2 separate regions of the Mus musculus genome follow, and region 1 is linked to region 2. Evidence: chromatin loops called from intact Hi-C (ENCODE). Cell type or tissue: left cerebral cortex. All regions are shown on one strand. Each heading gives the region's core, and the rest is flanking DNA. Links, peaks and the distances in the headings are about the cores only. Region 1 has its middle 6.5 kb from the start of Gm24538. Region 2 holds the start of Ube3c (ubiquitin protein ligase E3C).

Evidence for each region. A loop is a pair of places that touch in the nucleus more often than their neighbours do. Peaks named below come from ENCODE experiments on the same cell type or tissue, not always from the same donor. Only the 100,000 strongest peaks of a DNase experiment are listed, where the experiment ranks them.
Region 1: it touches region 2 in a loop (2.9-fold over the local background); 2 of 42 quality-filtered maps call a loop at or near these places.

What each region holds. Positions count from the first base shown.
Region 1 is chr5:29,483,939-29,492,276 of GRCm38, reverse strand. No RefSeq gene overlaps it. Among named protein-coding and RNA genes, the nearest start is that of Gm24538, 6.5 kb to the right of the region's middle. In left cerebral cortex, for the core only: no CTCF peak of the experiment used is centred there; no DNase peak of the experiment used is centred there.
Region 2 is chr5:29,564,880-29,573,217 of GRCm38, reverse strand. Ube3c (ubiquitin protein ligase E3C) reads right to left here and starts at 3,976. Exons shown (of 23, transcript NM_133907.3): 1 at 3,638-3,976. The coding sequence starts at 3,703. In left cerebral cortex, for the core only: a CTCF peak has its summit at 3,508; a DNase peak (open chromatin) is centred at 4,110; H3K4me3 peaks cover 2,001 bases; H3K27ac peaks cover 1,336 bases.

The DNA of each region.
Region 1 (8,338 bases), core at 296-8,295, 81 kb after region 2:
TACAGACTTCTAATTAAACAAAAGTAATGGATTCCAGAGATGTGAAACATGGTCGCTGCAGTTCAACGGGAACAATCTGTCTGGCAGGACACATGTGTATGCACACGGAGCAGGTGACTTGACTGTGGGGATATAACACATACACACACTAAATCATATCGTTCATTGCAATTTTTATGGATTTGTCAATCCTTTAGCACCCCTATTTTCCTCCAATGATTATCATCTCCATTCTTCTGGTTACTTTTCTTTAATCTGCATTTTGGATTTTATATTAAAATCTTTATGTGTATTTATGTTTAATATGAGCCTTTCAGGAGTTGCATCCAATGATTGTCAGGTCTCTTTCTAGTCCCCTGCCTTGCCTGCTCATCATCTTTCCTGTCCTCCCCTTTCAGCATCCCTACAATCTTCACACGTTTGTGTGTAAGTGGCTAGTCACACTCCTCCCCAGCTGACTGCTGCAGTGAGGTGCTCCATCCAGATCCCCTCCACTATACCACTTGGGACCATAAAATGTTGCAAATAGACAGGTGGTTAAGCTGTGACCTTTTTTTTTTTAATAAAGGAGAAGGGTGAATTCTCCTGTTTGCCTACAACCATTATTTCATTAAGGGTTGCATGGTGAGTTTAAAATCCTATTTCTGCAGCTGCATCTGTTTGCTGTAATCTTCTTCCCCTGAATGTTGGGATTATAGGTGGGTACCACCGAGCCTTTGAAAACCCAGGGGTGGAATACTTTCTGTTGATGCAAGGTATGCAAACAGTCCAGTGAGCTACAAGAAGCTAGACCAGCAACTCTTGAAAGACAAAGACTGAAGCTAAAATCTTAAAGGCAACTGGTGTTGGTCTTCAGGTAGGAGGCACTAAGCCATAGGTGTTGAGTCAGCTTACAGGGTAGAGGTCACAGGTCACACCTCTTCTGTCCAAAGTCTACCCTCACTCAGTACCCAGCCATTGAAGGACCTGGACCAAGAACTAGACAAGGCCTGAGATCAGAACAAAATGTATTCAAACTCTGGCTATGTCACTTGATAAATGTGTCATTTGGGAGAAATGAAGTAAACCTGTTTTCTGTGTGTAAAGTGGGGCTGATCACATATAATAGTCACAGACCAGGGCTGGAGAGGCGGGGCTAGAGAGGTGCCTCAGGACTTCTGAGCGAGTCTGGCTACCACCAGCGGCTTCCAATCATCAGTTTAGGGAGATCCAATGACTTTCTAATGTACACACTAATATGTAGGCAAAGCACTCAAATATAAATAAAATAAGTAGCTAAAATGTTAATAAATATTTTGTGTGTGTGTGTGTGTGTGTGTGTGTGTGTGTGTGTGTGTGTGTGTGTGTAGCTCTGGCTGTCCTGAAATTCACTCTGTAAACAGGCTGGCCTTGAACAGAGATCCACCTACCTCTTCCTCCATAGTATACAACTACCACTTGGCTTAAAAATAAATGTAGAAAGACCTCTCAGCTGGTTTGAACTACTTCTCCATGAGCTGTAGCCATATCTTAAAAACCACAAATGGAAATGCTTCCCTTACATTTGATTATTTTATAGTTGTCAAAATGACTCTGGAGATGGCAAGGTAAAAATTTCAGAATGCTGAAATCGAAACCCAAAGATATAAAGCTGGTTGGCAAGTTAAGTAATGGGGGAAGCAAAGAGACTGGCCCAACATAAGTGGAAGGCATCAGCCGCTGCCTCAGGGTGAGTTCTGAGAGGACTTTCTATGACATAAAGCACTGTAGACAAGCACCAGGCTCTTCCAGAAGCTCCTCTCCCTTTCTCCTCCTATCCCTTCTTTTGTTCCCTAATTTTTTTTCACACACACTTGTCCTCCTCCAAAAGGCGTTATGGTCCTCCAACACAGAAATGGTCTTCTTTAGAACCAAACTGGTCACACAGAAGACTTTAAAAGTTTTTTTCTAGCTTAGATCATGTTAAATAGTCTAGCTGTGGGCAAGAAAGCAGAAACAGGGAGGGACGAGTGAGATGTGGTGGATGAGAGGCAGGAAAGTGACTTTGCTTTACTTTGGCAAACAGCTCTAACTTTCAGACTGAGCATCCTTGTGAGAAGTAGCCCACTCTGCCTGGTCCAGGGTGAAAGAGGAACTGCCAGGCTGGCAGATGTCTGCAGATGTTTGTCAGCCGGTGTTCTGAACTTGTTGAATTTATCATTCCCTTTAGCTTGTCAGTCGGACAAACACTGAGAGAACCAGAGAAACGGAGCTAAGCAAAGGGAACTTTCCCAGGGGTTGGAGGAAGAATTAAGGGGATGTTTGCAAGTCCTTTGAGAAAGCTTCCCTGCTGTAGGGGAGAGCGAGCGAGCTCTGGGAACCTCTGAGAAGGATCTGCTCTCATCCTGTCAGACACTAGAGCTATGAGCTACCCTTTCCAGGAGACCTGAATTCCACCTTCTCTTAAAAATGTGACTGTACCTGAAGCCTGTGGTTGTCCTGGACTCTGACACCCTGTCACCTGAGGCCATGATGAAGTCTGGGGTCAGGGCAGCCTCAGAGAACCTTATCTGAGTCCTACTAGATGGCATCCAGCTAGTTCTACTGTTGCAGGGGACCACGTTAGTGGTCAGTGCTGTTGCCAGAAACTGTGGATGCCCATGCTCTGTGCTCCAGCTGACTGTGAAGAACAGAAAGGCTATGTTTGCTATAATATGATCAATGACTGAGGATACACAGTTCAGAGAGACATAGAAGGCTTCTGTGACAACCCCTACCTCTACCTCTGCCCCCAACCCCCAAAAAGTAAGAGCATAGACTGGAAGCCACTGAGCAGAACTTTTAAGAACTGTGTTGGGGATACTGAAGTATAGTTCGCCACAATTGATGCTCTCTGGAGGCGGTGTGGGAGGGGAAGGACTCAGTTCTGTTTAGGGAGCAGGCCACTGAGAGTTTCACCATGTCCTTTCCCAGTGAGTGTATAGATAACACAAAGTGGACTTGATCTTTTTTTTTTTTTTTTTTTGGTGGTGGTGGTGGGGCAGGTCACAAGAGGAGCCATGGAAGCACACATGGAAATACTGGGAAGGGATTCTCTGTAAACTCCCAGAGAATCAACACACACACACACACACACACACACACACACACACACACACACACACACACCCCTACTGTTTGTGGAAGGAGCACCCAGGTGCCTCAGGAAAGTGGTCTAAATCTGGAGGGAGACAGCTTACTTCCTTTTATCTGGTATGCCAAGAAGCTTGGAAAGTGCAGATTTTGAGTGGCAAATACCTGAGCCAAGTCAGCAGGCCCTGTGATGGGGCAGAATTAAAAACAGGAAGTCTCCTGGCCTGGCAGTTACTCAGGGAGAGGGGCACCTTCCTGGATCCATGGTAGGTCTTCTGGGACACAGGCCTGAGAAGGAAGCATAGCCTTTCTACCCTAGGAAGAAAGAAGCTGAAGACAAATGAGAGGCGATCCTTACGCCAAAGTAGACATTTTCTTAACTTCATGCTTCTCAGGATGTGGAGAAAAGAGGCTTTTGGCCTCTGGTGTGACAGATGCAATACTCCAAGCCCCGCACTAGGGGAGAACAAACAAGAAGAATATACCCCATTTCCCTGCAGCAACCTGTACAGTGGAGCTGTAGGGCCGGGAGGGGTGTTGAGGAGGCCACCTCCTGTGGGTAGGCAGTCAGCAGAGGACCCTCCTTCTAAATCCCCGCGCAGCCATGCACATGTCAGAAGCACTGAGGAAGCTGCCCTTGGGCTGGGAAGAAGGCAGGAATCGGTGGCTGGTAGCTAGTGGCTATGTGGCCTGGTGCTGTTGAGGACCTAAAGCACACATATGTCCGTCCCACCACAGCAAAGGCAAGGGGAGAAGATCAAGGAGGGGGAAATCTAAAGTCCCGTATATTTAAAGGTAATTTTATGAGTGGAAGTGGTGGCACACACTTGTAACCCCACGGCAGAAGTAAATGAATAGCACAACATTGAAGGCAAGTCTGAGCTATGTAGCCCCGGTTTTGGAAACTACCTAGGGTTATAAAGGGAGGCTCTCCGGAAAGAAAGGGCCAAAGAGGGCACGAGGGGACAGGGGCCACCACTGACTGCCCAGCAGTCTCATTCCCCCCACCCACCCTGCTTTGAGGGAATATAAACCTTCAGATATTGAACCACTAGTATCTTCTGCAGACCTGTTTGTCCCGAATCCAGTAAGATGGACACGTTTAAAACAAACAATTCCAAAGGCTCTGGCAGCCTTTCAGACTGAGCTGTGCATTCAGGAGCAGGGAAGCAAAGAGGGGCCATGGGGGCCCACCAAACGCCAGGAAGGAGACTCAAGAGGGGCCATGGGGGCCCACCAAACGCCAGGAAGGAGACTCAAGAGGGCCAGGTGTTTAAGACAAATGGGGATGAGTAGTTAAAACCCACATTATATAGTTCTGTCGAGTATAAAACGGAATGTGTTGACCCATATATCCTAACTGGAAACGGACTCCAGTCGCTTAATATATTGCAACGTCGATAGGACTAATTAATTGGAAATAAGAAACGAAAGAATACAATTAAACGAGAAGAGAATCATTTTGTAATTTAATAGACGGACATTTATAAAGATCACAAGCTAAAAGGCATCGAATGATTCTATCGACATTCTATTAAATCAGCCCCTCGACCTGCAGGGAGGAGGAGCCCCTGGGCACTGCATCTCTGCCTGGGTCCGTTGCGCGGACTTGGTTTTGCTCGCTGCACCCCAGGACTTGCATGGGAACAGACTTGCTGCTCAACGGACCTGGCCTTCACTCCTGAGGCTCCGACCTGCCACTCTGACCTCCCTGGTCCTGGGGGATCCTGTCTCCCTGGCCAGGAGTCTGGGGTCCGCAGATATATTACAACAAAATTACTAATTGGAAAATGAAATTGTCAATAAAGCACACCCCACGCGTGTACTATATCTTTAAATATTATGATGTCTTATTGGTCCCATTTCCTTACAATAATTTATTGCAATAAAACAGACACTGCAGGTCCCCTTAAATTGTCTTTTCATAATGAATAAATTTAAGCAGGCTAATTAATATATAAACTAGCTCAATTTGTCAAGTTGATTTGTATTTTAGTTAATTGTGAAAGTAATTACCACATGGTCAAATTAACAGCTTTCTGGAAATGACCAAGCCTGAGGTTTTATTTCCTTCCTGGGTGAAGAAAATTCATTTTTCCAAGCTCTTGATGTGATGAATAAAAGTCATAAATCTGGGTGATTGGTGCAGGCAGAGTCTAAATGGCTTCATATTTCATTTTAGGTTTAATAGAAATATTCATGCTCTGTTTTAATGAAATTAAATTGAAGGGGGATGGGGCTCTGGAGGCGGCCCTGGCTGGGGGCTTAAAGGGACAGTGCACTTTTCCTTTCTTCATGCAAGGGCCAGGGCTAGAGGTCCCTGGACTCAGTCAAGAAGTGGAGAGAGCTGAGGGAGGCCTGGGAGGCCCTTATTCTGTACCCAGTGTAGCACACCTGCAGCCCTGATTGGGGGGGGGGGGGGGCGGGGGCAATTCACACCCTGTATTCTCACCAGGCTAAAGTTTCTTCTATCTGGTTCCTTCTCTCCAAAAAATCAGTCAGAAGGGACCTCCCTTGGCTGAGAGTAGAAGTGAGGTGGTCAGCGTGCTGCAGACAAGCCTGTCCTCCATCTGCCTAAGGGGTCTGATATCCTACACCAAGCCCCCCCTACCCCTTCTGGAGACACATAGGAGATAAGCATTTTCAAAACCACCATGGCACTCTCCTGTTCTCCCCTGCACCCCTTCCTCCCAGACTCCATCCTGCCTGAGGATGATTTGGTCCAACTTGAATAATAGAGTACTCTCTTTCCACATCTTTCCACATCGGAAAGAGTAGTCCGGGATCCAGTCCACCTGCAGCCCTGATTAAAGGAAGGAAGGAAGACTAGAGGCGCAGTTCTACCTATTATACTTATTTTAAGGTTCCCAGGTCAGAGATGCCTCATGGACATTTCTCCCTAAGGCAGGTCCTGACCAGCCCTCCCCCTGAATGGTGCTGATCTGTGACTTGTTGCTTCTATTGAACAAATACAGCTTTGATTTGTTTCCAGCCAGAGTGGTTAGCTGATGAATTGACAAAAACTAATCAGCTTTATTGGGAAACAGGTTTAAGGGCACGGACGTGTCAATAACGCTCAGCCTGACCCCCTCTTCCATTAGCTAGGCAGGCTGATTAGAGTAAGAAGACCCTCTCGCCGATTGCACCGAAATTGCTTTCATAAACTCACAATATTAGCAGTCGATGTGAGCAGCTAATTTAGAGAAGACATCCAGGCCCGTCACATCGATCATCGGGTTTATGTATCATTATCTCATTTACAGAATGTCGCAGTGTAATACATGTTTTTGGCAATAGGCTTGGCCGCTCGCCGGAGCCGCGCGCTGTTCCTTTCGGCCACACTGCAGGGGACTTCCTCAACAATCTACGATGTCTCTTCGCGTGAACAAGGAGGCACTTTGCACACATATGCACACTTGCGCCCAGGCTCTCAGTGCGCGCTCAGTGCACACATGCACGTGGACACATGCTCCGACATACTACCTGAGCTGCCTTTCCTTCTCATGCGGGGATGCTGGCATTGCTCTCTCCTGCGAGCCCCTGGTCTGAAGCCCAATGCCGGACGCTCACCAACCTTGGAGTCAACCTCGGAGAGCTCAAGGTTCGGTTCTGTCACCAGCATACAGAGATGGTGGGTGGCGGCGCAATCAGCCACCTTCTCTCAAGGCTTTGGTCGCCCAGTTGGCGGGTGTCCAGAAATCCACAGGCCTGCGAAGGTCCTTCTCCGCCCTCCCAGGCTCCAGCTTGACCTGCCCTGCCCTGGGCGGGCCTTTCTCGCAACACTTCCAGGCTCAGCCAGATGCGCCTGGTCTTAGGGAGTGGGCCACCTGTTCCTTTGGGTAATTATTTTAATGTAAGGGGTCTACTTCAGGCCTCCTGCAGTGACAGACGGCAGCGGAGCTGCAAAGCGCTCTCAGCCTTTCAGTGGAATTTCCCAGATGGGCCAAGGGGAGGCCAGGGCGGGTCACCAGGGGCCCTTTAACGAGTTCATTAGCCAAATTATCTTGCCTGCAGCAAGGACCCCAGAGACTGTAGGGAGAGTAGGGGAGAAGGTGGGTCTTTCTCCCTCCCTGCTAGTCTGCAAGAACAGTTGTGGGAAGGAAAGAGAAAGGACATCCTCCCCAAAGGGGCCTAGGAACACTAAAGGCAAAGATGGCATCTCTGATGTGACTTATGCGCCAGACCAGCGAGGTGGTGGAGTGGTGGGAAGGAATCATAATGATTAGGAAACACGGAGATTCTAACAACCAGGGCACTGACCCATATTGTGGAACAAACCTAGTGCAGAAATCAAAGTCAGAGCCCCTGGAACTTTATTCTGTGCTTCTTAAGCAAAGAACCTGGACATCTTGGAGCCTTGGTCTGTCCGTCCATCTGTAGAGTAGAAGGTAGGTGTGTTTCCTTCCACAATTTGTGAGATCACTGCCCTAAGAAAAGCAACTCTGGGAAGAGCTTCTGGCATGACCCTGTTGGGTCCTTCGGGCCCCCTTACTCCTGTGGTAGGAGGCTTTGGCAGGTTGAGGTGAGCCTGATCCTAGATGCCTGTGCTGGAAAATGAACCCAACTCTCACCTGTCGTCGCGCCCCCCACCCCCACCCCACAGCTGTGAGGCGCTGCTCTGGAGGTAGCTCAGCATCCCCGCCCCTCCTCCTTGTCCTCACTCTGCCTCCTGTAGTGTTAGCTTCTGCTACCTCAGCAAGTAGTGAGTGAATAGACCAATTAGCCAGGACTTCCTGCCATTATCTGCTGTAGACTTGGGCATTAGTACGCCCTGATTCACCATAATTTCAAGTCAGAACACACTAAAAAATTCACTCACCGAGGCATTAAAATGTTCCCAGACAACGTCTGTGTTTGTGTAACTGGGTTTCTTCCCTTCGTGTTTGATGCACACCAGCATCATATAGGTCAGTGGTGGAGTCCAGGCTAGGCAGACAATTTTTGTCGCTTTTTGTTTGTTTTTATATTTTTAAAACATGAATTGCATTGTTTCCCGGTGGTTGTAAACTTTGTTTCTGGGGCTTCAGTATTGCCAGTGTAATCTTCTTCTGCTTGATCAGGGGCAAACAAGTGACTTAGAAAGTTGTGGGAGTGCCCTAAGAACAGTAGCCAGAGCCTTTACAGAGCCAGGCTTTGTGTCCTAAACGTACATCGCCCCAGCTATGGGAAGCTGGGTTATCACCTTCAAAGCAGACCCTTTCTGTGGATGACTTACCAAGCCCTGCAGGTGGGTAGTGGAGGTGGGGAG
Region 2 (8,338 bases), core at 53-8,052:
CCATAGGTATGCTCTGGCACTCATGTGCCCACACAAATGCACATGCACATAAGGTAAGTATTATTTAAAAAATTGAAATAAAATAGCTAGCAAGGTATGGAAAGATATGGAGGAACTTTAAAATGCATATAAAAGTGAAAGAAGTTGTTCTGAAAGTCTGTGTTTTAGGATTCCAACACTGACATTTTGGGGAAAGCGAACTCTATGTAGACAGGATTACCAAAGGTAGGCAGAGGGAGAGCAGTGGCTAGGCTGAGAAATGGGGTTTAAAGGCAATGAGAACTATTCTGTATGATGTTGGGTTAGGGTTAGGTCATTATAGTAATCACTTGTCAGAATCTTAAGATGCAGAGCACTGTGGACTTCAGCTGACAATGTTACATGGGAACAAATTCAACACATAGGGCCTCTACCACCTACTCCACTATCTGTAGCCTGCTCTGGAGGCTAAAGCAAGAGCAAACATTGAAATGACTATAATTCAACTACCATAGCTATGGAAACCTGCAAAGGTAGTGTTAAAGTCATTCCTCCTACCTACAACTTTTCTACATCCACACACACTCTCACTTTCAATGTGAAAGTAGTTCTCAACTGTATACACCTGGTTTTTCCAGGTTCTTCCCTATATTTTTACTCCTTGCCTCCCCTCATCTTTCTTTGCCCCATTCTATAAAACTTGGTCAAGTTGTCCTATCACCCAAACCTTCTTTAGACTTCAAATTCTTTCTCCTTGACATCCATTCAATCTTTTGGTCTTTTAAGAGAGGCATTGTACAGCCCCCTCCATTCCTTGCCTAACTGCAGTCTTGACTACAGCTCCTGTTACCCTAAGGGGCACACTCACTAGTCACCTGTCTTCCAGTCTCAAGTCTAAATTATGGTGTTATCTGGAGGCATTCAGCATTCAACACTTCTGGCTCACTTCTTCCTCCTATAAACTCATTTCCCAGACATCAGTCTTCTTAGGTCTCCAAGGTATACTTGGGATACTTCTTGTCCCAAACTTGAATCAGCAACTAAGCCAACTGGTTCACTGACATCCCTCATACCTCCATGTCTACTCAGATTTCTCAGGTTCCACACATGTCTGAACCCCACAGGAACCTTGGCATTCTGTTCCTCTGTCTTCTCCTAGCTTAAGCACACACCTGGAATAATCTGTACTGAAGATTTCCTCAACTCACCCCTCAGAGGTTGAGACTCAGCTCACAGGTGGAAACCATGATCCAGCCAAGATTTCCTCTCCAGAAGATTGCCTTGGAGATCAAGGCACTCAACTAGGAAACCATATATGGGCACTGCTTGGCTAGAATAAAATAAATGGACAGGACCTATATACAGAGACAAAGTCAAGAATGCAACTCAAAGAGAATAGCTGACCTAAACTACCTTGGTACCGGTAGCATAGAAACTGGACAGTTTTTGACTTGCACATTTTATGAAATATCATCATGCCTCTCACAGGCTTTTTGTTTATTTGCTTTTCTGCACTTCGTTTCAATGGATTTTTGTACTTGCAATCAAACTGACTACTAAGATAGTCTTCTATACACACACAAAGCTACCAAATAAACTGTGCCATGAGGATGTATCCTGATTTCAGAAGCACTGACCCAGAGCTGGGCCTGTTGCTGCATTCCTGTCTGTGATTCCTGCACTTGGAAGGCAGAGGCAGAAGGACTGTACATAAATCTGAGGCCAGAGTGGGCTACACAGTGAGTCTGAGGCCAGTCGGATTCCAGTATAAGGTCCTGTCTCAAACAATATACATGTAGATAATGGTAGAACTGAAGCACTGGAACCCACCACACACCTACTTCAAACTTTCTACATTGTCCCTTCAAACCCATCCTACTACTTCCCACCTTTCTAGAGCATGTCAACCAATTCTGTGTTTCTGTATTAGCCTGAAAGAAGTACAAAAACAATTGAAATAAACAAACAAAAAAACCAGTCATTAGTACACCATAACTTTTCAAGGTTTAAATCTTATCTCCCCAACAAACTCCCCAATAAACTCATCAAGTCTTGGACTTTTCCAGCATATAGTTCTTAAAGATAATAAACATAAAAATATTCATTAACTTTGAAAAAGGAAAAGATCAATTTTCCACTAAGCTGAAGAAGGGAAAGATTTCAAATTATAATTTAAGACATGAATGAAGTATACTAGAATGGCCATTAATTCCAAAGACTCTTAATATCACTTACTGGCCAGGATCTGAGTCAGTGGTGCCCTCAGACTGCTGGCTGTAGGGTAGTGGGCACATCAACTCGGGAAGTAACGGGCAGTGTGCACCAGCAGAACACAGTGTAAGCAACATCCACCAAAGCACCCATGAAAACCAGGATGGGTTAATTATGGTTTTTTCAGGTCCTGAACTAACAGGGACACAGTGGGATGGAAGAATCTATCAAAGAAAGCACCTAGCTCAAGAAGCAAGGCACAGAGGCTGACCAAGCTTCATCTGACCTCGTTTGCACGAAGCTCAACGTTAAAAGTGACCTGTAGAAACTGGTCAGAAAAGCAGTTTGCTTGGTGAAGAACAATTATGGGTAGGATGGGACATTCGTTTTCAGGAGTGACCATTTACAAATGTGTGTCCAGATAAAAATCCTTTATAAAATGAAGCTGGAGCAAAGGCTCAGCAACACTGCTCTCAAACGTACAATAATTTGGGGGAAAAAAAAAGACAAAAAATTTTACATTAAAGGGCTAGGGAGATGGCTAAGCAGTTAAGGTCACTTATTGCTTTTACTGAGGGTCTGGGTTTTCTTCCTACTACCCACATGTCAACTCACAAGTGTCCTTAACTCCAGTTCCAGGAGATCGGAAGCCCTCTTCTGACCTCTGCGGGAACTAAGCAAGCCTGTGGTGCACATTACATACATGCAGGCAAACACTCATATGTATAAATTTTTAAAATAAAGCTTTAAAATTTCGCCTAATGGGAAAAAAAAATCCTTTTAACAACTCTAGGGATCCTGTCTGGATTCCGGGCTCGGCCTAGAGCATCACGGCCGATTGCCTTCATCCTTCAGACAGCCCCAAAAAGCCGACCAGTGTCAAAACCATCACCAAGCAAAGGTCCAAAAGCGACCGGGGCCTCAGGCCTCAGGCAGGCAAAACTCTGTATTGCTCCGAGTGGGGCAAGCTAAAGCGCGATGCAGATTACAAAGACCTTGTCCTACCTGCCCCCTCCCACTTCACAGGCACGAGGGACTCTTCCCTAAGCTGTTCTTGAGGGCAAGGCACTCACTCCAAGCTTTGTGAGGAGCGGGTATGTCAAGTTTATAGCTTGTAAAGAGTTCTTAAAGGGCGGAATGGGGGCGGGGGCACCTGCCTCGCCCTGCTGGACAGCTAACTGTGTAACGCCCCCAGCCAGACTGCCAGTGCACGTGCTTCCAGGTCAAAACTGCGGCCCTTGGGCAGGCGGCCGCGAGGTCGCAATGAATGACCCAGCCGCTCAGTCCGCGGCTCGACAGCGCTCCTCTGGAGCCTCCTCACAAACCTGTCAGGACTGCACCGCAGCCGCACCCGGCTGGAGCTCGCTCCACACCTTACAGCGGAGCAGCGCCGCCTGGGTGCTGTCAGACCCGGGTTCGGTTAACACCTCGGGCCGCACCGCCTCACCTTCCTGCTCGCGCCACCGAGAGACACTTTGGGCCTTGTCTTGAAGTCGCCTTCGAAGCTGAACATCTTCGCCGCTTATCCCATCTGCGCGGCCCGGCAGGCAGCGGAGCGGCCGGGGGCGGGCCCGGCGGGCTGGGCGGGGCCCGGCAGGGTCGCGGCCTCGCTGTCCCGCGCCGCCCCCCCCGAGGCTCAGCGCTCTCCGCCCTGCACGCGGGCGCGAGCGCGGCGACGCTGGAGGCCGGCCTGTCCCCGCTGCTTATTTATCCACAGCGCGCCACCGTCAAGCGAGGGACGCCCCGACTCGCGCCTGCACCGCGCTGCCGTAGGTACCAAGATGGTGACCGCCCGCACTGCGCGCGCGGTCCCGTGAACGTGCGCGGTCATCGACGGCGCGGCGCTCCTCCCGGCAGCCCCCGCGAGCGCGGGCACCGACGCCAGGGCCGCCATCGATAATACGGTGCTCCTCCCGGCAGCCCTTGGACTTGCCTGCGTGCGCGGCTCCGCGGGTGCAACATCCTTCCGCGCGTGCGTCATGCCACCAGACGATTTCCGCCGCCCGCCGCCCATTGACGCCGACCGGGTCGCGCGCACTGCTGGAGACCGGAAGCCCTGCATAAGAGGCCGCTTTCACCCTCCAGCTAGATGTGGGGGAACAGGTTACTAATGCAGAGACTCTACACCATGACAGACAGAGACGAATAATATATGTTATACGAACAAAGGTATTCGTGAACACACACCATACAAATACACAAATGCACACCAACAAATGAAAGTTATATTCATATATATATTCACATATTCATATATATATATATAAATGCATGCCAAATGTATAAATGCATCATAAATACATAATGCACAAATATACCCTATCATATATCTATACACTTATGCATGTTTAATATATGTATGTACATGTATAAAAACGTGCTATTACATATACATAAGCACAAACATAAATATACACAAAGTAATGTAAATGAATCGATGTCATATACAACATATATACATACACATATGTCATACAAACCAACATAAATATATATCATGTATGCATGCATATATACACATATACATATGCATAAAACAGTATGCATATACATAGAGTTTAACACAAATACATGCCATGGCATGCATAAAAAAAATATATATTATGCATATATGTCATGTACATGCACAGTATTATATAGTATATGCTCTGTGTACATACATATATGTTATGTATATTGTGTATACACAAGTATATATACAGATACATAAATATATCACATACACATGCATTACCATGTGCACATGATAGAAGACATCTTGTTTTGCTTTGTTTTTGTTTCTTCTTCAAAAGATTTATTTATATGTATGAATATTTGACCTGCATGTATATTACGTGTCTGTGAATTATGTGTGTGTGCTTGGTACAAGACAGTGCATTGGATCTCTTGGAACTGGAATTGCCATGTAGGATCTGGAACTGAAACCAGTTCTTCTGCAACAAGTGCTCTTAACTTATGAGCCATGTCTCCAGCACAGTTTAATTTTTTGTTTTTGAAATAAGGTCTCACTGTATAGCCCTAGCTGGCCTGGACCTCACAGTGATCCTCTATCCACTGCCTGTTAGTGTTAGGATTAAAGATCTGTACCACCATACAAGCCAGTCCTCTTTTTAATTAAAAAAATGTACATTTTAGTTTACTTAGTGTTTATGGGGTAGGGTGCATGCCATGATGTGCATGTGGAGGTCAGAGTACAACTTGTCTCTCTTTCCACTATATGGGTACCAGGAATCAAACTCAGGTCATAAGACTTGGTAGCAAGCAACTGGTACTTTTCATCTGTTCTATCATTTTACCAGTTCTCTCTCTCTCTCTCTCTCTCTCTCTCTCTCTCTCTGTCTCTCTCTCTCTCTCTCTCTCACTGGCTCTGTGTGTGTGTGTGTGTGTGTGTGTGTGTGTGTATGTACACATATTTGAATGTCAGAGGATAATTTATAAGAGTCTGTTCTCCACTACCAAGTGTATTCAAGAGTGTGAGTTCAGTCGTCAGGCTTGATGGGAAGCACATTTACTGCTGAATCATCTTGCCAACCTCAAGTTTAGTGCTGTATTGGCAACAGTGACAAGAGCCCCAATATTTTTGTAATTGTTTGAATAAATATGTAATGACTAAAAGGCCGGGGGAAGAGGTAGATCAAAATCCTATAGATACAGATTCCTACTTAACAGATGGTGTGACATTACTACACACTAAGGAAGCCATGGAGACAGAGCTCTCATTCTATTGAGAATTCAGAATGAATGCAGAACTACCTGCAACATGCCTTGGCAGTTTCTCTAATAAAGATTTTTTTGTTTTGTTTTTTGTTTTTTGTTTTTGTTTTGTTTTTCAAGACAGGGTTTCTCTGTATAGCCCTGGCTGTCCTGAACTCACTTTGTAGACCAGGCTGGCCTTGAACTCAGAAACCTGCCTGCCTGTGCCTCCCGAGCGCTGGGGTTAAAGGCATGTGCCACCATGCCTGGCTCTAATAAAGATTTAAACACAAATTCTTACCATATGAACTAGCAATTGTCCAGGAGTAAGGAGGGCTGTGACTGAAACCACACCTGAACATGACACTTGCAGCAGCTTTGTAATTGCCCAAATCTGGAAACAACCAAACAGCAAAAGGAGAGTAACTATTGTACAACACCTGAGATGGCCTTTGAGAACAGGATTTTACACTGATGAAACACTAGTGCCCAAAGGTCACACTGGTACCATGAAATTCCATTTAGAACAGAGCCACGGTATGAGAGTTGCAGGCAAGGTAGAGGAGAGCGCAATAGTCTCTGGTGCCAGGAAAATCAGTAGTTGTGATAGTGGTTGCACAAAAGTACACGTGACAAGGTGACCCAAGTCAGTTTGGGTGACACAGAACTATTTGGAGGAGACATTGAATGTGTTGTTATCTTGTTTGTGGCAGTGATACCATTGGGTGTATACTCAGAAATAATCAGTACACATTAAATACAGATATCTGCCCCTTCTACATAATTTCAAATACCTAAGTCAGTTATGGTTCAAAAATATTAAATGGAAAATTCCAGATACAAGAAAACTCACAAGTAGTTTTCTAAGTAATCGGATGAAATCTTACTGTTCTTCCTATAACCTGAATGATGCCCTCATTTAATATCCACATTTGCACTTGTTACCTTCCCATTAGACACTTAGCAGTCAGCTTTGCTATCATATCAGTTTTCACTTAATGCTTGTGAGGTTGTCAAATGCCTCTTTTGAGGGAAAAGGTGCAAGCCCATCAAGTATGTGTGGAAAACACTGTATGTATAAGGCTCAGTACTATCCATGCTTTCAGAGTTCCGCTGAGGCACTGAGGACTCAGCTTCATGCATTCAGGAACCAAAGTGTGAATAGTTCTTTGTATATTAATTGTATAGAAAACAACCAATAACTGTATAAATGCAGTGTCATTTGTGTATTGAGCCATGGTGATTTAAAGTATAATCATAGTCAGAGGCTAGATTCAGGATTTCCAAGGTACCTGAGATTACAAATGCTTCCCACTTTTGTCCTCATGTTTATGTAGCAAGCAGTGTTCTTGCAACATGCTGTGGATGTGGATGTGGTTGTGTGACTCAAAATAACAAATTTTAATTCAGCCTAAAATAATAACAAATTATTTACAACTGCATGGCAGGTGGTGTGTATAGACTAGGGATGGTTCATTTTATGTTTCCAGATGCTAAGGAATTTCTAGATGTTGTCTGCTAGTAAAACATTATTTTTGGTTGTGTCTGTGAAGGCATTTCCAGGAGAGATTAGCATTTGAACAGGACTGATTAAAGATCTGCTCACTTCTGTGGCCTGGCATCCTGTAGCCACTGCAAGTCTGACAAAGGGATGAAGGAGAGCAGATCCTATTAGTTCTCAAGCCAGGAAGCCCGTCTCCTGTCATCCACATCTTGGAGTTTCAGGATCATGGGTACTTGGGGGCTGCATCAGCCCCTAACCTCTGGTCCAGGCTGAACACTACCTGATCCTCTGGGTCTCTGGATCACAGATGCCAGAAATGACCCTTACCAGTGTCCATAATCACTTTGCTGAGGTCAGGTTGTGCCTTCCTCTAAGTTACTCCATATAGTGTAAAGGTGTTTTGTTGTTTTTGTTTTGTTTTACAAGCAACTTTTGACTCCAGATTGAGGGTGGTGGATGATTGTGGCCTGAATGAACGCACAAACCCCACCATCTGTCTGATACCTCCTATGTAACACAGGCTGATAAATTCATTATTCCTGGGAGTAGAAGAAATGTCATCCTGTAAATTTATGGGGGTGAATTGAGACTATAGGGGCACACAGGTGATTTAAAATCATATCAGAAAAACCAGGCCTATGAATTTACCCAACATGCCCGACTGCATAAAGGGTGTAACTTCCTCACCACCTCATAAAGTGGTGGACACCTAGCACTGTGATGGCACATAGCTCTACCAATCTGACTCCTGGTGTGTGGGTGAAAGACCAACAGGCAGAGAACTCCCAATTATCTCCAGAGTTTCAGCTTGGCTCAGTCCCCCACTATTGATACAGCCTATCCGACTGCTATCTGCTGGTCCTCCTGCTTTCCCATCTGTACCTGAACCCACACTTCCTTCTCTGAATCTGGCTTTGCTCTTTCATCTCTGCAGCTGGTTGTATCTTCTCT